Regions from separate parts of the Homo sapiens genome. Here region 1 is linked to region 2. The links are chromatin loops, found by intact Hi-C in ENCODE. Cell type or tissue: chondrocyte. All regions are shown on one strand. Links, peaks and the distances in the headings refer to the core of each region. The heading gives the core; the rest is flanking DNA. Region 1 has its middle 240 kb from the start of REEP3. Region 2 has its middle 190 kb from the start of REEP3.

Evidence for each region. A loop is a pair of places that touch in the nucleus more often than their neighbours do. Peaks named below come from ENCODE experiments on the same cell type or tissue, not always from the same donor. Only the 100,000 strongest peaks of a DNase experiment are listed, where the experiment ranks them.
Region 1: it touches region 2 in a loop (2.9-fold over the local background); 15 of 110 quality-filtered maps call a loop at or near these places.

Annotation. Positions count from the first base shown.
Region 1 is chr10:63,760,528-63,771,824 of GRCh38, forward strand. No RefSeq gene overlaps it. Among named protein-coding and RNA genes, the nearest start is that of REEP3, 240 kb to the left of the region's middle. In chondrocyte, for the core only: CTCF peaks have their summits at 7,189 (motif pointing left) and 7,425; no DNase peak of the experiment used is centred there.
Region 2 is chr10:63,706,912-63,718,208 of GRCh38, forward strand. No RefSeq gene overlaps it. Among named protein-coding and RNA genes, the nearest start is that of REEP3, 190 kb to the left of the region's middle. RefSeq lists enhancers at 2-1,201, 6,365-7,043. In chondrocyte, for the core only: no CTCF peak of the experiment used is centred there; a DNase peak (open chromatin) is centred at 5,560.

The DNA.
Region 1 (11,297 bases), core at 2,196-10,195, 54 kb after region 2:
TTGACTCTGTTGCTAGCCAGCTGCGACAGTTGCCACTTGAACCAGTGTGGGCTATTTTTCTTTAGCTGTGTCTGTTTCTCGTCTTCCTCTGCCTTGACATTGTTTCAGACATAGTTTTTAATTCAACAGAGTTTTTCTCGTAATTCTTAGATGCTGATTCCAGTCTGTCTCTTTAAAATAAAGCCAATTTTGTCCATTTCTTTATTTTTTCTATTTGGCAATGTTGAGATTGCCACTGCTCTTGACAGCTGCTATTCAGTATGTCATTACTCAGCCTTGGAAGTAATTTTAGAATGTCTTGTGCCCCTGACTCTGGAACACTGTGTCCCAAGGGTGGTGCATCCGAAGGATGTGGGGATGACCTGAAGAAGAATCTGTGACATTTGTACAGTGCCTTACAAGTTACAGGGGACCTTTAAGTATGTGATCTTGCTTAGTGCTTACAATAAGCATATGAGGGTGGCAGGGCATTATAATGCCTGTTGTAAAGTCAAGGAACTTGAGATCATAAAGTTAAGTATTTTCCCAAAGTTGCCCAGCTAGAAGGTGATGGAGAAAGGTTTGAACATATGTCCCACCAGTGCTCTTCATGCTATAGAATTCTGTCTTTTTAATATCATTTCAATTTCAGGCTGGGAAGGACACTGTAGGTTGCAGGAGCAATTGGATCCAGGAACTCAAACAATGTTGTCAGGGCCTAGTCTTTCTTCTCGTTTGGCTCTGCCTTCCTCTGAGTTGATTTTTCTTTTATCCAGGCTCTTCCCTTGCAGGGCAGTGTGGCTTCTAACAGCTCTAGGACAATAACCTTCAATTCAGAGGAAAGGAGAACATGCCCCTTCTGGCAGGAGTACAGAACTTGCTTCTCATTGTCTCCAATTGGGTTATATGTTTGCCTCTGAACCAATCACTGTGGTCAGAGGCTTGGGTGCTCTGATTGGGCAGGCCTGAGGCATATGACCTCTAGAGAGCCACAGGGGTAATCAACCAGGCTTAAATTCCATGGCAGGAGAATCGGGGAAAAGTGGTTTCCCAGAAGAAAATCGAGAACAAAAGTAATGCTTGTTGGGGAGACAAAGACCTGAGATGCCCTCTGTGCTGGATATTTCTCATTTGCCCCTCAGATCTACTCACCACCCATCTCTGCGCCTCGGGAGTCTAACTCATGTATATTACGTTGATAAGCTTTCTTTCCCTCAAGCTTCCAATTGAATTTGGCCAATGGAGAACTCTGGCAGATTAGAGTCAAGCAGATGTGTGAGGGAGGGGTGTTTATTCCACCAGCCCCTTTCCAGAAAGGGCCCTACCTGTAAATAAAGTTCACAGTGCCCACCAGGCAACCCTCTTGACACAGTTTGTGCCATCTCCAGGTGCTGCTGCTTTCTTTGCTTTTTCAAGACAGAATGGTAACACCCCTGGGGTTTGGCACAATCCCTTTTAGTTTTTCTACACTCTGCTCACACTTTTATAAAAGATCCCCTTATTAAACTCAAGTTCCCAAATAGGAGTGCATCATCTAACTCCTGCCACGACCTGAATGATATACCCTTTATAAGCAGAGAAGTAAAAGTCACATTCATGTCAAGTGAAAAATGATTTGGTTCATCTGGGGGCGTTAGCTCAAGAGTTGAGAAGATTTAGGTGAGGCATGTTGACTGTATTCAAAATCAATGCAAAGGGTGGCCACAGGGAAGAGGGAGCAGCATGGTTTTGTGTGGCTTCTTTCAAATCAGAGTTGTTAGGTTTCCAACAAATAGTGCTGTCTAAAAATGAAGCAAGCTGCCCAAAAGGTAATGAGTTCACCATCACTGAAGGTATTCAGCTGGACATCTTTAGTGACATCCACCTGTTAAGGGTTTTTGTGAAGGGGATTCCTTCATCAGATCGTAGGTGAATTAAATTACCTTGAGAGTCCCTTCTTAGAGTTCTATTCATGCAGAAATATTTTTCATTTCCTCTGGCCCATTGCTTTCTCACTGCCTGGCAGACATTTGATGTTGGAACCAGAGGCTATGGGTGCATCTGCTGAGGCCTGGAGACTTTGTATTGTTTGCACTGATTTCCTAGGTCTTCTGGTTCCTCTCCTCCCCCAACACCCTCTGGTGTGAGGGTCATAAATCAGAAGTGGTGAACTGTTCTTTGGTATCTTGTCAGTGGCATGTTGGGTGCATTAAAAGACTTCATGTGCCCCTTTGCCTACATAGACTGGCAAATGTCCCCAGGTAGAAGCTATAGGGAGCAATCTAATGGTGCTCATTACTAAATGTCACAAAGAACTAAACTGCTACTCCCAGAGAAGTAAAATTACATTAGCAACCAGAAATTGCTGAACTTTAACCATTGAGATGAACAGAAAAATTTGTGACATGACATTGCTATTCTTTTTATTATATATGTTTTTCCATTTAAGAAATTGAATTTAAAAAGCCTTCTAGAGTTTTATAGGCTCAATTACGAGCTTCCTTTCCTAATCCTAATTTATTCAGAAGGAATCAAACTCCTTAGAGACAAATTCTCCTACCCTGCAGGGTTTTCTGGACCTACTGTATCTGGGTATAAGTGACAGACAGTGATTTGGCCAACTTACTTTAAAAAAGAATTGACAGGACTGAAGAAAAATCTGAAGACGCAGGCTTGGAATGGGCAATTTGCAGAGCAGTAGAAGCCAAGCATCTTGGAAGGGGATGGCTGGAGGTATAAAGCAGCTCTAATGAAATTTCTGTCTATGAGTCACTCTACTCAAAATGTGAAATTGTGAGGAAGGAGTCCTAACGGGCTCTTTGAGTCTCAAGCCTATCTTTGGTTGGGGAAAGGGCGGGGCACCTTGACTGAGGGTCCGACCAAACCTACACACAGTGGGAGAGGTAATATCCCTGAATACTGGAAAAATGGAAACCACTGCCCACACACCAACTCTTAACGGCAGCCAGGAAATTACCACATGAAAATAAAGATTGAAGCAGGTAATATGGTAGTTCTGAGGCAGGATAGCCTATCCTAGAAAAGTTGATTATGGTTAATGTGGAAAAAGTACTGACACATAGACATGTATTGGAGAAATATTCATTGAGAGAAGCATTAGTTGAAAGGATTAAGATTCTACTGTTCCTCTCAGAGTGGTTTTAGGATTGTCTATGGTGTAATGAGATATTTGCCAGCCCAATGTGGGTCTCGGACAGGAGCTGACAAGCTTTTTCTGTAAGGGCCACATAGTAAATATTTTAGGTTTTGTAGACCATATAGTCTCTGTTGCAACTACTCAACTCTGCCATTGTAGTGTGAAAGTGTCAGACAATATGTAAACAAACGGGGGTGGCTGTGGCCCAATAAAACTTTATTTACAAAAACAGGTGGTGGTGAGGTATGACCCATGGCTGTACCTTGCTGAGCCTTGGTTTAGGGAGATACTTTATTGCTATGGTAGTTTGGTGGAGCCCAGTCAAGGCAGCAATTGTAGGCTCAATGTGAGTCATCAGTTTGCTCAGCAGCTGAGTCTGAGCACATTGGTGATGGGCCCTGGAAGACATGTCTAAAACAGAAAGAAAGCACATGGTAGTTGACCTGGGATTTCCGAGTTCATCCTGGTCCAACTGCTCAGTGATTGAGGGCTGCTAGAGCTCCCAGAGCCTCAGTTTCCTCATCTTTAAAGTGGAGAATATAATTAGAATGCCCCTTATGTTTGTTGTTTATGAGAAATAGACAGCATGGAGCTTAATACGTAGTACTTAGAGCACACACTTTGTTCCTTCTCTTTCCTCCCTTCCTAAAGTCACATAGAAAGCATACATTGCTTCAATAGGTCTTCATTGAAAGATCACTGACATTTCATTCAACTTGGGAAATGTTTGAAAAAAGCCAATGCCGTGTTTTTGAAGATTCTCAGGAGCACAGAATGATGAAAAAGAGGGTGAAGGAGTGGCCTTAGAAGGATGAGGAAAATACCTTGTCTCCCTGTCTTCCCTATCTTCTTTACGTTTCTCTCCAACCGTGGCCTCTTCTCTGGACAGACTCCCTTTGAGGTATGGGCAGTTCTGAGGCATATTCACAAGCAGGAGTTCCTGTGGAGGGAACTCTAAATCAGGCCCTTGGGGTAACAGGTTGGGAATGTAAAAGTATTCAGCCCAGAATGTGATACTGTCTTTGATGCAGGGTAGGCAGGCCCCAAAGTGGAGTTTAGCCCACTGGGTTCTTGGCTTTGTCCAAGAAAGAACTCAAGGGCAAGCCAGAGGTAGAAGGAAACAGCTTTATCGAAGAGACAGTGTTACAGCTCTATGACTGCTCCTGCAGAGCAGGGCTACTGAGTAGGCAGAAAGTAGCAGCTCAGGGCAGTTTTGTAGTCATATTTATACCCACTTTTAATTGCATGCAGATTAAGGGGCAGTTTATGCAGAAATGTCTAGGGAAGATGTAGTAATCATTGGGTCCTTGCCATGGAAAGGGACGGTAACTCCCGGGTGTTGCCATAGCGACATGACACACTGGTGGGCATGATTGAAAGCTGCCTTGCCACCTCCCCCCCAACCCTGCCCTGTTTTAGCTAGTCCTCAATCTGGTCCAGTGTCTTGGCCCCACCCCTGGAGTCAATCCCACCTCCTACCTCATCTTCACATGTCTGAAGGGCTAAGCATATGAAATTGGCGAGACTTCTGCTGAATGGCCCCACAGGATGGAGGTAGGCATGGAAGCCATAAGCCATCCAAAAATGACATGGACAGCATGGGGAAGGGATGAGTTTCCTGTTGCTAGGGATAGTCAAGCAGATGGTTTCTAGGATGTTGGAGAGGGAATAAAGTCTTAATAGGAGTCAGGCTCTTATGACTCATGAATCCCTTTTGAGTTTGTGGAAGTTCAGAAGAGACAGGTCAGGGCATGAGGTGTTCCTGAAGATCAGTTACCCAAACATATCAGCAGTAGTCTACTCCTGACTGGGAACAGATTCTTCTCTACAATTGGAGAATGCCCCATTTTGGGGAAAGGTAATGATAGGTAACATTTATTGAGCTTTTCCAATGTGCCAGGAACTCATTTGTGTACTTTAAATGTTTTCTTTTTTTTTTTTTTTTTTTCTCACAATGGCTTTAAGAGGTTGGTGCTCATTGTTGTGTTCATTTTACGGATGAGTAAACTGAGGTCCAGGGAGGTTAAATACCATGCCTAAGACTGCGCAGATAATAGGCGATGCCGAGATCTGAAAATTAAATATTCAAATTCCAGAGCCCACACTGTTAATCTGAATTTTATTCAAAATTAAATAATTAGGAGAGAGAGGCCTTTTTGGCATAACATTGTGGTATATTGGTACAATTTAATAAGAAAATTGTATTTCAGGAACTAAAAGTTTGAAAATTTAATGAAGGCAAATAACCCTTTTTAGCAAAATTAAATAACGATGTGTTAGGTTCTGGCATTCAGTTTGTGGTAATCCTCTCAGAGCAAGAAGCTTTTGGTTTAGTTCTGGCTGTGACTGCCACTTACTTGCGTTATAATCTTGAATTCAGACACCTTTAGGGTCTCTACTCCTGGCCCCATTTTCTGAGGTGGCCCCACAAAGAAGTGACCCATGCTGGTGTGGACTAAGCTCTGATTTTTTTTATCTTGCCCAAATTCCTTTCTAAGGTGTCTGGGGAGTCATGCCCTACAAGCCATAAATTCTCATCAGATGGGTTTTATTTTACCCTATATATCGTGACTTACTTTCCAACCTGACTCTGGCATAACAAGGGAAAAAATAAAAATGTTTTACCCCAAAATATATTTCCTTGCCATACCTTGAAATTGCCCTGCAAAGTCTTTTGTGGGAAAAATCCACATTCTGTAGGGAATCCTCTTTCCCCTTTGTTTTCCTTCCTTCCTTTTCAGATCCAGGAGATAATCAACTAAGAGGCAGGTACCCTTTTAAGTCTGATAGGAAACATTTTTCAACCTGCTCTCTGTAAAGTCTGCTGAGAGCTTCCTCTGCACAATAAAACTTAGTCTCCACATCTTTCATCTCAACCTGAACATTTCCTTCGATCCCAGGTCTTCAGATAACCAGTTATCAACCAGAAAGAGTTTAAATTTATCTATAGCCTGGAAGCCCCCGCTTTGAGTTGCCCCACCTTTCTGAACGAAACCAATGTATTTCTTAAATGTATTTGATTGACGTCTCAGGCCTCCCTAAAATATATAAAACCAAGCTGTGCCCAGACCACCTTGGGCACGTGTTCTCAGGACCTCCTGAGGGCTGTGTCATGGCCATGGTCACTCATGTTTGGCTCAGAATAAGTCTCTTAAAATGTTTTATGAAGTTTGACTCTTCTCGTCAACACTGGTTACTGGTGTAGGGAGGAGGGGAAGAAAGGAATGTGCCTGCAAGTTCAAAAGGACTCCCAGAGCATACATGCAGCTGAGAAAGAGAAAATGTTATTTTGACAGCTGGCCTTAGGAGAAGTGGTCTTTGTTTAAGTCCTTGAGTACAGAAAGCAAGGGCTGGAAGAAATGATCTAGAAGACAGGCCTCTGGGTTAGGAGATCAGGCCGTTTGGTTTGACTCTTAAAGGATGTGGTGGCCCCTGTTGACATTCAGGTTGCACTCTTCAGTCACCCATTTCTTCACCCAGGACCAAAGCAGAGTGTACTCCTTACTTTGCTGACTTATTAGACACAATGGGCTGCATATTTGGGACTTTTCCATTTATGGTTGCTCTAGAGATGTTAATTTTAACCTGATTTTCCTTGGCTGTGAGTGCTGCAAAGCTGAAGAGGGGGTGGCAGACACTGACTTGACAGGCCTGGAAACATTTTAGTTATGTGATTCAAGAGAAAAAAAAAATACCGTAAAACCACAGAGAACACAGTTGGAGCTTCCATCACGGAAAGCACAGTCCCCAACCAACCCCTTGTTGCTAGTCCAGCTCTGCCATGTGATGTTGGGAAAGGCATTTCATCTCTCTGAGTCTTGGTTTTTCCATCTGCAAAATAAGGGTGTTTAGACTGAATGATCTCTCCAGTCAACCCTTCCTGCTGTAAATTCTATCATTCTTCAGTATTTCTTTTTCGGTATTGAGGGATTTGGTTTTTTATTCTTTTCTATTTTTACAGAAGATAACTCATACAAGGAGAAGCGTGGTGGTGACATGATCCTGGAAAAAAAATCAATGTATTTTCTGAATCTTTTTTTCCCATATAAATTCTATATTTCTGTGTGTTTCTTGCTCCCCCTTCTGTCCAAACTTTGGTTTACTCTGAATATTTTCACATTTTGAAGGTCATTGTACAGACTTGGAGCTTTACTGTTTGGAACCTTTGCCATTATTGTCATTGCTGATATTTCCTGTTTCACTTTTAAAAATTGAGTTGGAATTCACATAACTAGAAAATTAGCCATTTCAAGTGTACAATTCAGTGACATTTAGCACGTCCAGAGTATTGTGGAACTAACAGCTCTATCTAGTTCCAAAATATTTTCCTCATCCCAAAGTGAAACCCTGTACCCATTAATCAGCTACTCCCTACTCTCTTTTCCTTTCAGTTCTGGCAACCATCATTCTGGTATCTGTATTTATAGATTTATCTTTTCTGATATTTCATGTGAATGAAATCATACAAAATGTGACCTCGTGTGTCTGGTTTCCTTCACTTAGCATTGTGTTCTTGAGGTTCATCACGTTGTAGCATGTGTCAATACTTCATTCGTTTTAATGGCTAAATAATTTTCCATTTCATTATATGTGCATATCACATTGTCTATCCATTCATCTGTTGATGGATATTTGGCTTCCACCTTTGGCTATCATGAATAGTGCTGAGGTGAACATTCATATACTTGTACTTGTTTTCAATTCTTTTGGGTATATACCTAGGAGTGCAATTGCTTAGTTATATGGTAATTCTATGTTTAACTTCTTGAGAAACTGCCCAACTATTTTCCACAGTGGCTGCACCGTTTTGTATTCCCACCAATGTGTGAGAGTTCCAGTTTCTCCACATCTTTGTCAACTCTTGTGATTTTCCATTTTCTCCTTTTGCTTATAGTCATCCTAGTGGGTATGAAATGATATCTCATTGTGGTTTTGATATTTACCTTTAGGAGGTCACAGGTTATCTTTCCTACTCCCACCACCTCAGCCCAGCACAAGAGCAGATAGATACCAGGCAAATCCTTTGGTAAAATTCATTTGAACCACCAATCTGATCTTATTCCCCTGTTTTATATACCTGGGCCTTACTTTCATGCTTGTGTCAATCCTGTTCCCAGGATACAGTTCTGTGCCTTTATGTGAAAATGTCTTACTGACCTTTTGCTCATTTTATTTTTTTGAGACCAAGTCTTGATCTAATGCCCAGGCTGGGATGAAGTGGCACACTCATGGCTCACTGAAGCCTTGACCTCCCAGGCTCAAGTGATCCTTTTGCTTCAGTTCCCCAAGTAGCTGGGACTACAGGCATGTACCACCATGTCCAGCTCATTTTTGTATTCTTTATAGAGACGAGGTTTCACCATGTTGCCCAGGCTGGTCTTGAACTCTTGAGCTCAAGGAATCCGCCTGCCGCGGCCTCCCAAAGTGTTAGGATTACAGGCATAAGCCATTGTGCCCAGCCCTTTGGCTCCTTCTTAACAGATAATAGACATTTTTCTTTTTTTTCTCATATACAGAAACAGGTTATGAAATACAAGAATAAAGGGGGAAATATTTTGGTTTCAGTGAATATGCACTGTAAGACACTGATTCTTCCTTCTACGGTAGGTTCTAGATGGGGTTGTTAATTACTCTTGGTCTTGTGTGGAGTTGGTTGTGTCAACTGCATTTTCCTGGACAGGCCACACCTGAAGGGCCATGCCACCTGCTTCAGCCAGTGCTCTCTTCAGGGGACCTTGAAGCTAGTTTTTGTGTCACAGTTAAAGGGTAGTCTTTGTTCTCACTCTCCTGAGGAGCTTCTATTTCTGCAGGGGATGCATTTGGATTTCTAACTGCAGTGGTATCATCTCCAGGAAACCACACTTAGGTGGTTCATCTGGCTCAGAGAGAGGTGAACTCCAGATTTCAGTGTGACATAGTCAGCAAAATCTAGCAGGCTGGCATATGGCTGAGGCCAGCAGGGGTTAGTTGTTTTTGCCATCTAGCTGACCCTTCTTATCAAGAATTTCTTCTCTTTCCTCACACACCATTCCTCTTGCTAAGAGGTCAAGCCAAAGTCAAAATTTTGTAAGGACAGTCCAGTTTTCAAAAATTTAGGGGTGATGTTTCTCTAGCTTCTGTGAATAATAAGATTTACCCACCTTCTATTACAAAATTAAGCATCAAGGAGTTAAGAAAAAGTACCTAAAACTCAGAAATGAGACAGAAAGATTGGTAATATGTTCTTTTATGATCATATGGGAGCATAGTTTAGCAGACCTGTCCAAAGAGTTTTTAATTATCCAGGCAGGAGAATAAAGTTTGTTTAGCCCACTCATTACCATTAATTAGTTTCCAGATTTAATGAAGTTACACGTTAACATGTAGATTTTTCAAATCATTTCTATTTAGTGGAAAAAACCCCAAAGTTATGGTTTATTGCCTTGTATGTCATTAGCCAGTTTTGTATCTAACCTAGTAATCTTGCTCTAACATTGTTCCAAATACTTATGAAAACCTACATCCTCAAAATGCTCTTTGAAGAAGCTTTGTCATCTTGTTGGTTTCCTCATTAATTAATGAATTAAATAACATCCTTGACTCATGTTCATTTTATATTTGTATGAGAATCATGTTTTTAACTTTTTGAGAATTTTACTTTGACAAGGGTTTCAGATGTTTCTGGTAGACACCCAGGGAGGATGGGATTGAATCAAAGATAGCATAAATGCAGGGATTATGTCCTATGGGGACTGATGTTATCTGCTTTGCTAGACAAGATAGTCATGGATCCATTTGGTGGTTTCAGTTGAACACTGAAGGTTCCCTGGGATATTGGCCCTTACTGTAGGTCTATGATTTTATGGTATTTCGAAGCCTTGCCTTCATTTTCAATGTTAATTCTGCCCAATGTCTGATAGCTTTGGGCCTCCACCTCTGGCTTCTCTGTTCTCTTCCAGCTCTTCAGCGTCTGACGTTCACAACCCAAACGCCCAGCTGGTGAATCTATTCACTCCTGACTTCTTCTAGTCTTCCTTTCTTGTGTGAGACTTCTGTACTTACAGGTTCTACAGGCTGGATTTTTGGCGCCCCCTTCATAACCTGTTGAAACTCCTTCTTCCTGCTGCCTACCTGTGAGGCACACATCTGATCTGCCTGGAGAAGAAACTCTGGGGCAGAATTTTTCGCAAGAGCGACTAGTGGGATCTTGGGTAGACTTGGCTTTAGACTGAATTGACTCTTTCTAGTGTGTTTGAGGGCAAGTGAGCCTGTGTGCTCAATTATATCGTCTTTACTTTAAAATCCACTTCCTGTCATCAGTTCCTCAGGCTGTTTAATCTCCTGGTCACTCATCAGCACTTGAGCTATTCTTCTCTCTATCTTTATCTCTTCCCACAGTTCAAAGCAGAATGTTCTAGGAGGTGGGCTCACTTTGATAATTCTCCTTCTTCTCCTACCCATCAGAGAGCCTTCCTCCTCCAGATGAGCCTTTCCTGTCTTGGGTTGAGGAAAGATTGTTTTAATTTATCGGTCTTCATTCTTGTTTTTCTATTCCCCTCTAGTCTATAATGGCTTCTTCTCTAAGGTATCATTTTTTCCTGGTGTCTGGGATTCCATGGTAGGTGAAGGCTGAACAGCTGAGAGGCTGGCCCCACTTCTAGAGGCCCTGTTCCCTGAGGCAGGCTCAGCTTTCCCCTCTAGCCAGATACCTATGTTGGCATCCCTCTGGGAGGATACCAGTGACCCCTAATATTGTATGTTTTTGGGTCAGAGTTTACATATGTCCTGCTCTGCCCTGACCTTAGTAGGGGCTGAAGGAAGTTAGAACTTACTTCTATTTCTCAGGTTATCAGGTCCTTTTTTAATAGGCTTGTCAGAGGGAATAGAGCACTGTCTTTATGCCTCTCCAGTAGTACCACTTTTCACTCTGCTCTGGGGTGTAATCATTTTTTTTTTTTTTTTTTTGGTTAGATTGGGTCTCTCTCTGTTGCCCCAGCTGGAGTGCAGTGGCGTGATCATGGCTCACTACTCACTGCAGTCTTGAACTCCTGGCCTCAAGCAATCCTCCCATCTCAGCCTTCTGAGTAGCTGGGACTACAGCAGTATGCCACCACACCTGGCTAATTTAAAATTTTTTTAGAGACAGGGTCTTGCCGTGTTGCTCAGGCTGATCTCAAACTCTCGGCCTCAAGTGATCCTTCCA
Region 2 (11,297 bases), core at 1,848-9,847:
GATGCTTTGGAAATTAAGACATGGTTTTGGAACTTTAATTTTTCCCGTCTTCCTTTCCAGTTTTAACTGGAATACTTTATTAGTGCAGCTCTCTGTTGCATTCAGTTTACTTGCGGAGGTGGCATAACCATAAGGCAAAAAAGAGAGCTGTTAGCTATTGCTGTGCTTTGACTTTTTATTGATGAAAGCACTAACTGGGTAGTTGTTTTTTTTCAGATTATTTTCTACAACGATTATTATATAAGTAATGATAGGCTTTCAATCAATTATCTAAAAATTGCTTACATGTAGAGACTACAAAGATTATGGATATGCTAATGTTTAGATGTGGTTAGCTCAGATAAGTGCAACACACTGTTGGCAAGGCTGGGCTTGAGTTCTTGTGGCAAAACAACCAGTTAATTTCAGACACAGAAATCCTCTGTGTACCAGCAGAGAGTAATGGCTCAAGCAGAGCCACTTGAGTTTCATAAGACCTACTCCAATTTGCTGTTGATTTGATCTTGAGGGGAGCTAATAAAGGTAGTAAATGAGTCATTTTCCAGCATGATATAACTAGAATTGGTTCTTGGCCCAGAAAGATGTGAGTCAGTTTAGTCCTGACTCAGTTCCCAGTATGATGCACAGTGACTCATTTCCCTATGTGATGTCATGTTTGTTCCTTATAAGATTTGACCTCCTCATTGTTTTGTTGTATTTTTTTAAAAGAAGAAAAGGAGAGTGTTGTAGAATAAGATGAAATACTCCAAGGAATATAGAATCAGACTAATAAATAAAGCCTTGATATTCTCACAATGAGCCTGAAGGAATAATTAAACTTTAAACACCTATATTGTTGTTCCCATCTATTTAGATTATTAATTTCCAAACAGCCTAGCTATTAGGCAACATTTGATTGAAAACATTGCACGTGTAAAAGGAAAAAGAATTGCTATCACAACAATTCAATTATTTGGTAGATACATTTATAAAAGACAGCTGCATTTGAAAAAGTTGACAATAGATGGTCAGATTAAAGAGGACACATGAATGGATCTTTCTAGAAAGATACATTCATTTATACACAGAAGGTAACCAACAATGGAATGTTTCTTATGAAAACCGCATTTTCAAAATATGTAGAATTTTAAAATATACTGTGTAAAAATGGCTTTGTCAACTGTGAATGCAGTTCAGTGTTCATGGCTTGTGTTGGCGATTAAGTTTGGAGGCTGAGGAGAAAAGCAACTAAAGCATCTCCGACATTGTTTGGTGAAATGTATTAACTTTGGTGACCTCCTCAAGGCAGACCAATCTCATCCTCAGTAGGTAACTATACCGATAAAGTCAAAGCTATGTAAGTTAAGGTTTGTTTTAATGGCAAGCAATAGAAACCCCTTTTAACTAACATAAGCCAAAAAGGGAATATTGGATGGTTGAATAAAAGGAGGTGCATAATAACTAAGCCTCAGAGCACTTTGGGGGCCCCTCATTAGGTACTTCTAGACCTTCTATGGTTCTGTTGACTGCTAACCCTGCTCCAACAACCTTCTGTATCTGTTTCTCATAATTTACGTTTCAAATTCCCAGAGGATGATCCACTAATTGGCCTCACTCAGTAGGTGCATCTCCCTTTGGGACAATCATCCCTGACTGAGGGGCTAGCTGCACGATTCCCTCTGGAGAACCGTTATGAGCAGCACATCCCAACTTGTGTCTGTACAGAGACTGTTTTGTTCTCCAACTTCCTTCTCTTCCAGCCCCAGTCATAACACTGTTTTCATCTATCCTGTAGATGAGTGCATTCAAAGTTCTATGTTTACAGAGGTCACCGGGGGATCTCGTTAAAGTGCAGATTCTCATCCAGTAGACTTGGGGCACTACCTGAGATTCTGTATTTATAGTAAATTACCAGGTGATGCCAACAATGCTGGTTCTGGAACTGCGTTTTCAGGAGCAAGCCTGTATTAGGTGTTCTTGATGCCAAACTAGTATCTATTCTCTCCTCCCCCTTTCCTGGTAGCAGAGAAGTCTTTATCTAAGGATCCACTTCCATCCCTATACAGTCCATGTGCTTTGGGGGAAATTAAACACACTCCTAGCGCTCGTGATGGGTACCAATTGCTTTAAGCTAATCAGTCATTCAAGGTGATTTCAATGTCCCAGAACCTGAAACAGTGGCTAATATGTAGTAGGTATTCCATAAATATTTGTTCAATGAATATATGAGTTGATGTGAGCATAAATGTGTGAATTAAGGGCCAGGCGTGGTGGCTTACACCTGTAATCACACAACTTTGGGAGGTCGAGGTGGGCAGATCACTTGACCTCAGGAGTTCGAGACCAACCTGGGCAACATGGTGAAACCTTGTCTCTACAAAAAATACAAAGATTAGCCAGGCATTGTGGCGGGTGACTGTGGTCCCAGCTACTTGGGAGGCCGAGGTGGGAGGATTGCTTGAGTCTGGGAGGTGGAGGTTACTGTGAGCTGAGATCGTACTACTGCACTCCAGCCTGGGTGACAGAGTAAGAACCTGTCTCAAAACAACAACAACAACAACAACAAATATGTCAATTAAACTTACTCGATTTAGGTGAATCTCAGGACACTGGCTGGAATGCTGGTCTAGAAGCCCTCTTTGCCATCAGATGTAACTATTAGAGACTTGATTGTGACTGTCAGCATTTCTACAACCATTGGGAGAGTCAGCCTTAAAAAAAGGCTGACACGGCTGGGCGCAGTGGCTTAACGCCTGTAATCCCAGCACTTTGGGAGGCCAAGGCCGGTGGATCACGAGGTCAGGAGTCCAAGACCAGCCTGGGCAAGATGGTGAAACCCCGTCTCTACTAAAAATACAAAAATTAGCCAGGTGTGGTGGAGGGTGCCTGTAATCCCAGCTACTAGGGAGGCTGAGGCAGAGAATTACTTGAACCCAGGAGGTGGAGGTTGCAGCGAGCCGAGATCATGCCACTGCACTATAGCCTGGGCAACAGAGTAAGACTCCATCTCAAAAAAAAAAAAAAAAGGAAAAAGCTGACATGGCTGGGCGCCGTGGCTCACGCCTGTAATCCCAGCACATTGGGAGGCTGCAGCAGGCGGATCACCTGCGGTAAGGAGTTCGAGACAGCCTGGCTGACATGGCGAAACCCCATCTCTACTAAAAATACAAGAAAAATTAGCCGGGTGTGGTGGCGGGCACCTGTAATCCCATCTACTTGGGAGGCTGAGGCAGGAGAATCACTTGAATCCAGGAGGTGGAGGTTGCAGTGAGCTGAGATAGTGCCATTGCACTCCAGCCTGGGCAACAAGAGCGAAACTCCATCTCAAAAAAAAAAAAAAAAAAAAGAAAAAGAAAAATGCTGACACTAGTGAAGGTAGGACAGAGAGAGAGAAATGGGCCATTGATAGCATCATTAAAACACTGGATTAACTACTCTATGCCCACCCTAACAATTATGTGAAACAATAAATTCCCTTCAATTTTAAAGCCAGTTTTAGTTGGATTTTCTGTTACAACACAAAGAGTCTTAATCAACAATGGGGAAATGACTTATTCCATTCCTAGGCCATCCCACTTTGGTACAATGTGGGTTCCTTCATAGTCACCCTGGTCAGAAAACACCAGGATCAGAAGGCGTTCCAAAATACCCCTTGGTATGAATTTAGAAACAGGCTTTATTGTAGAAACATACAAAGCAAGTGTCAGCAGGCAAAAGAGTCATCTACAATCTCCCAGCCTTTCATGAATCCAAGAAAATGAATCTTTTAGAATATGGCAAGTTATGTTTTAGGGGAAGGACTCTACCTCCTTATTGCTTTCCATGTGGAGAGAGGATCAGAACAACTTATCAGTGGGGATGGAAATAGGTACTGGGGCACCAGGCAGTCTGAGTTATGTGTTAGATGTTCTGAGAAGTTGTCTGGGAAAGCCAGCTTTCCAGTTCTGGAGATTTGAGGACTGTGGAGAGTGGTAGCTCATATGAGTAGGGTGGGAAAGAAACTGCCAGTTCTGTGGGAAGCTAAATTTAGGGCAGCCCACCCCACTGGGAGAAGGGGGGAAGCCCCTGTTCCACTTGGCTTGTCCAAGCCACCCCAAGTGACCTCCCAGAGTCCCTTTTAGACAACTTTGCTTGTCATACACCAAACTAAACCCTTGACCCAGCCAGTTGCTTAAAATCCTTCATCTGCTTCACCACTGCCTTCAGGGTAAAGTCCAAGGAGTTGGTTGTCCGAGAGTCACCATCTGGCCCAACCCAACTATTTGGTCTTTCCGTGTCACCCTCCACCTTATACTGTAAACTCCAACTGTCCTGGATGACCTGCTGTGCTCCAAGCATTTCATGTAACAAAAGCTTTCAGTGTCTGGAAGACTTTTGCACCATGCGTCTTCCTGGAATGTATCTTGCTGAGCACTCTGTCCCCCAAATTTTGTCATGATCAAAGCCTGCTCATCATCTGTTTCAGCTCCACTGTTTCTCTCTCTGGAAAACATTCCCAGATCTTTAATCCCCATACCCTGCATAATTAATCATTGCTTCCTCAGAGTTCCCATGGCACTTGGTTCACACTGCTAGCATGCACTTATCACCTTGTTAAGCAACACATCCACGGCCTCCCCTAGATTACCAGTTTCCTGAGCACAGAGACCTTGTCTTACTTGTCTTTACAGCTTAAGCCGTACTGGGCTGCTCTCCATGGGACTGAGCCTGCTGGCCGCACTGTGGCATCCTGCCCTTTATTCTGTATTAGGGAGCATACCTTACGGCCAAGGCTTACTGAGCAGTTGTACAGGCCTTTCCCTGGTGATAAGAGAATCTGAAGAGGACTAGGTACACCTTGTCAAAATGCTGGAATTTGTATCCAGGTTGGAGAGTGCCTAACACATTTGGGAAGAAACAAAATTGGGGTAAGAAGCAGCCCGATTTTTTAAAATAAGTTCTTAAAGGGTCAGTGGGACCGAATGCCTTGAGGAATAGCTACTGATACAGAAGATGACCTAGTTTGTAAAAAGAACAGCATAATATTTTAAATAAAGGTTTTCCTCCTTTTGACCTTTTTCCAGTATGACTGTATTGCTGTTAACTTTATTACTGAAGCTTAATGCCCACGATACCAGGAAGCACTTCTAGAAACAGCTGTGAATGTGGCCATTCATGGGTTTTGCCCCCACCATCAGGGCATGTGGGGAGGGATTTCTGTTTCCGCTGCCATGGTGCCTGTGTTTTTCCTGTGAGTACTAATGAAAGGCCCTTAAATTAGACCACACAGAGTTAAGGGAAATTGTTTATTCCTTCATTTTCATCATACCAAGGAACTTCAGAGATTTGGATCTATACACTTTGACCTCTAAGGAGTTTTAGAACAAAGGTGTGATGTCCAGAAAGATAAGAATCAGCAGGTCACATGGCTTTTCTGAAGGTTTATTCAGTCATCCCAGGACATCTAAAGGCAGGCAGATGCCAAAGTACACACGGGGCATTGGGTGTGAGCCTGATGAGAGCAGAGACCGGGAGGCCTAATGGAGGGGCTGGCACAGTGACAGTCTTCAGGACTAGTCTGGCCTGTGCAGCAGCTGCACATGTTCCTGGGATCAGAGCCAGCTGGTGGCTCATGGCAGTGGTTTCTGGGTCCTGGCTCCACCCCAAGACAGGCTCGAGCTCCTTAGCCCTGACCTGGCAATAGCTTTGTTCTGGCTTCACACTGAAGTTTGGCTGCTGAGCCAGAAGGTGAAGGCAGAACCTTGCACTGTCACCCATGCCCTCCTTCCAGCCTGATACACGGGCTGCCCCAGGCAGGGCCAGGGACCAGTGGGAAAAACCAGTCCTCCGGGGTGAAACTTCCATCATCCTCAAAACTTTTGTAGTGGTCTTGCCCTCTTTGGGTCTTCTGGGGGCACTTCAGTGTTGCTATCTGTGCATAAGGCCTCAGGTTAAAGTAGATGTCATATGGGATGGAGCAGAAATCTGGCAGGAGATGCCCTGGCTGTAACAATCCAGAAACATTCAGAGATGACTCTGAGACTGGATTTCAAAACTGGCTTTGGTTTTGCAAGAAATGCCACCCCAGATCTGGTTCTCCAAAATACAGTATCAGGAAACCCACAAAATAAGATGGATTTTAATCTCTATTAGAACATTTCCCAAACATTCCAAATAAAACATCACTAGTGACACTATTGGATATTGATGCTTTCAGTCTTTCCTCAAGTGTGGATAAAGCATCTTCAGAACATTTTAGTAGCTTTATTGATTGGAACAGGCAATCTAAGTAAAAGCAAAGTGCTTGCTATGCAAATAAAGCTTCTAGACAAGACTCCAGTCTCCCTCTGGCAGCAGCTTGCCATCCCAAACCCCTCCCATCTGGGACTCTGAAATCTGCTTTTAAAATACAGTCTGTATTTGCATGTCCCAACACCCCCCTCCTTGTTTTAGTCTAATTCTCCCAGGTTGAGAGAAACACAATAAAGGAAATTTTGTTGTTGTTGTTTTCAGTGCTTCCTTTTCACAGACTCTTTTTTTGGAAACCGCAACCTCGGATCCCAGCAGAGCTTCCTGGGGACTTGAAGAACATCAATCAGTTTCGCAGCTGGAGGCCGAGGCTTTCCTCAGGGAAGACTTTTTACATAAAACAGATTGTACTTTGTCCTTGCCAGGGCAGACAAAGATTTAAATTAAATATGCAGAAAGCTCCAGTTGGCTGCCTGCCACAGCCTGGGAGAGGGGGAAGGGAGATTGTGTCCCCACTCTCCTTCCTTTCTCTCTAGTTGTTTCTTTTTCCCATTTCTGTTATTACAGTGATAGGAGCCAGCAGTTAAGAGACTTGGGCTTTAAGCTGGGATTTTCTGTAAATTCACTGTGTGATGTGATACAAGTCACTCAGCCTCTGGGACCTCAGTTTCCTCTTCTACAATGAAGAGTTTGAATGAGATGATCTTTGAAAGTCTTTTCCGTATTTAACCTTCCAAGTTATCTCCAAACTCAGATGCATGCTTTTCCAGCAAATACCCTAAGCCTCATCTATGAGTAATGCATCCTCACTGTTCCTGGGGTGACTGGAAGGACCTGGCCTGTTTTCCCATACACCTCACGGGCCAAGCAGTCACGTTATAAGGGAGGGAGGCCCAGTAAAACATGGTAAGTGGCAACTGACTTTGTATCTCAGTTTTAGGGAGTATAAGAGAATGGTGGGGATTGTGGCAAACTGAAGAGAAAGAGTCTTCCCAAAAAGGGGCATCCTCTACCCAAGTTGACTCAAGTCAGTTGTTGCCACTGGGAATGTGGGTCACTGGGACAGCCAGTTCTTCGTGTGGTGTTTTTTTTTTTTTTTTTTTTTTTTTGAGATGGAGTCTCACTCTTTCTCCCAGGCTAGAGTGCACTGGTGCGATCTCGGCTCACTGCAACCTCCGCCTCCTGGGTTCAAGCTATTCTCCTGCCTCAGTCTCCCAAGTAACTGGTATTATAGGCATGCGCCACCATGCCTGGCTACTTTTTTGCATTTTTAGTAGAGATGGGGTTTCACCATGTTAGCCAGGCTGGTCTCGAAATCCCGACCTCAAGTGATCCACCCACCTCAGCTTCCCAGAGTGCTGGGATTACAGGCATGAGCCACCGTGCCTGGCCCAGTTCTTTTTTATAGTGTGAAAGTGCTAAACTTTTAAATATTGGCAATGAATTAAGAAAAACTCTGTGTGCTTCACAAAATAGATAAATAGATCTGTGGGCTGAATTCATCTTGAAGATTAGTTTGCCAGGTCTTCGTGGACCTTAAGAAGATAAGGTCTTCTCTGTCTCAGAACTGTTGAGAAAACCTATGTGTTTAAAAGTGTGTTGTAAGCTGCAGCAAAGTACTAGAGACATAAAAAGCAGAACCTTAATAGGTTGTTCATCATATTTTTCAATATAGAAATTTTACACTGGAGGGTAGGTTTCAGGAAGATAACTTGATCCCTAATCAACTTCCAAATCAAGTCATGGCTGGGGAGTTAATGATTCTGTTCTTTTGTTCATTAAAAATAATTTATAATTTCTACCTCCATATTAAAAATTGATTTCATGCTATTAGCCTTGTGGGAAAAGCAGGCTATAATATAATATATATTTAAACTTCATATTTCTATATTCTGTGGTAAGTGCAGCCTTTTATGTTATGATTAACATATTAAATGAAAGTATCATTTTAGTATAAAATTGAATATGGAAAATTGATATGAGTAATATACATTTTAGTCAATATTTCTGCCATTTGAATTCACAAGGATATAATGTATATCTTCTACAATACTATAATAATTGCAAAAAAAGTATGCAAAGTACAAAAGCAACATGACAGAAGTTCTATTTTCTTTATACTAAAGTATTAAACCTTATCTGCAGAAAGACAGAAAGAGGAACAGAGAGAGAGAGAATCAAATGAAAGTTGAATTTAGTCTTTTAAAACATACATGGTAGCTGAGCGTGGTGGCTCACACCTGTAATTCCAGCACTTTGGGAGGCCGAGGTGGGCAGATCACAAGGTCAGGAGATCGAGACCATCCTGGCTAACATGGTGAAACCCTGTCTCTTCTAAAAATACAAAAAATTGGCCGGGCGTGGTGGCAGGAGCTTGTAGTCCCAGCTACTTGGGAGGCTGAGGCAGGAGAATGGCTTGAACCCGAGAGGCAGAGCTTGCAGTGAGCCGAGATCCGGCCACTGCACTCCAGCCTGGGCGATAGAGCGAGACTCTGTCTCAAAAACAACAACAACAACAACAACAAATACATAGTAGTAGCTAGATTACTTTTGTTTTTTTAACTGTATAAGAAATACAAATTTTAATTTCGGGAATGTGTATGATATATACTGCAGTTTTTAATTTATTTAAGTGATGTGCAAGTAATAGGCACAGGTGATAATTTAGGAAACAAGATAAAGTGAATCCCATATTGAAATGCCATAATTTCAGAGTAAAATAATGGAAATAGTACTTAAATATAAAGCTTTTGCTTTTACATGGATAGATAACAATTCTGTTTTCAATTTTTTTCATGATCTTAGCAACTTAAGACATAAATATTTCATTTCTTTATCCTTTTTTCTAGAGTTTGTCTCATTTTCTTCCCTTGTATTTAAGCTTTTTATCTTTTTGCCTCATGTATATAGTCTCATAGATTTGATCGATTAATGTATAGTTTCTGATGATGGAGTTTAGAACATGCTGCCTCAACATAGAGCATCTTGGCATTTGAGAAAACAAAAGCAGGAAGGACTCTGACCTTCTCCCTTTCTTCTCCTTTGAAGCAGGTCATAAAAGAATTCTCTGACTTTCCTCTGAAGCAGATCATAGTATTGTCATGTGAGAAGTGTCCACCCTATACCCCGAGGAAAGGAGTATCCTTACCTCTGAAGACACAGAAACACAAAGAATCTAAACAAACAGTTCTTGCTAAGTTCTCCCAGTTTATTCTCAATAGGTCATACCCCCTTTGCCCAATCGTCGTACTTCATGGCTATCCACTTCCTCATCAAACTTAGCATAAAAATACACAGGTTTCCCTTTTCTTTGAGTCTTTCTTTCTGAAGCCTCCTGTGGCATATAAAACTTATATTAAATACATTCATGTGCTTTTCTCTTGTTAATCTGTCTTTTGTAGGTACCTCAGCCATGAAGCTAGCAATAGGTGAGGGAAAGAAATCTTTCCTTTCTAAAACTAACTTATAATTTTAAAACACATTTTATGCTTTTAAGCTTTCACTTTAGAATACGTTGAAGGGCGCATGTATATAGTTTTCCTATGAGCAAGGCAAAGTGTGAAGAAATCTTTACCAAGTCAGATGGCATAGGCACAATCAGAATGGACACTGCCATGGTCTAGACAAACACCAGCTGTAAACAACTGTTTCAGACTTATGTTTCTCAACAAGTTGCAACTGTGCAATTATGATCACTAGAATAATTACAGTATGGGAAGTACTAAAACATTTTGGTTATTGTATCAGTCAGGATAATTAACCATTAGCTGCCGCAATAGATCAACTCTGAAATCTCAGGGGCTTTATACAACAAAAATTGATTTCTTGCTCACATAAAATGATGTAGTCAGCAGGGATTCCCCTCTACCCAGAGACCCCATGCCTCTCCATCTGTGTCTAATGCTGCCATATTAACACTTGGTTTCCAAAGTCACTGCACAAGAGACAGGAGAGCTGGAGGAGGTCCCTGGCTCTCAGTGACCTTGACTTGGAAGCGACATTTGATGCTTCTGCTTACCTTTCACCGGCCAGAGCTAGATATATGGCTCTAACCTCACTGCAAGGGAGGATAGAAAATGTAGGAGAGCATCAATTATTTTGTGAGTTTGCAGGCACAGCCCTGGTGATGATTTCTATCTCACATCATGAATTTATTTAACTCAAGGCAACTTGCAACCTTTGCTGCTGACTCACGGCCTGATTCCATGACTTCTTTGCATCTCCTTCTCTTACGGCTCTATCATACCATATTCTTCAATCTATTTCTGGTTCAGATGCTCAAGAGAGACAATTTGATTGCCTTGTTTATTTATTAACATAGTCTCATTTGGACAGAGCTTTTTATTCAGACAGAGTCTCACTTTGTCACCCAGGCGGGAGTGCAGTCGTGCAGTTGTGCAGTCACAGCTCACTGCAGCCTTGGCATCCTGGGTTCATGCTATCCTCCTGCCTCGGCGCCGCCCCCCCCCCGCCCCCAAGTAGCTGGGACTACGGGCACATGCCATCATGCCCAGCTAATTTCTTTCCTATTTGTAGTAGAAATGGAGTTTCACCATATTGTTCAGGCTGATCTCAAACTCCTGAGCTCAAGCAATCTGCCCGCCTCAGCCTCCCAAAGTGCTGGGGTTACAGGCATGAGCCACCATATCTGGCCAGAGCTTTTGTTTTAAATCATATGATAAACACTGGCCAGCTAAATTTCAGGCACCCCCTGCCCCCAATGCCCAGAGTTGTATCTAAGATTCGAGTGGTGTATGTAGCATTAAGGCATTGGAAAAAATACAGTCTTACCCTGTATGTACCCTGTATATATCCACCTTGGCCTTCATGTGACACTGAGCATAGCAGAGATCACCACTTATCTGCAGATATCCATGTACTCTTTCTTTGGTCAAAGAACTACCTTATTTTTACCTAGGCACAGGCTGCCCACTTCCCAGCCTCTCTGAAGTGAGGTGTGGACATGTGTCTAAGGCTGGCAGGTCGGCAGCAAGTGGGAACGGCGTACCTCCTCCTGGCTCAGGCCCTTAAATGGCATCTCTGAACCCTCAGCTTTGCACATCCCTTTTTCTCTTTCTCCCAGGCTGGAA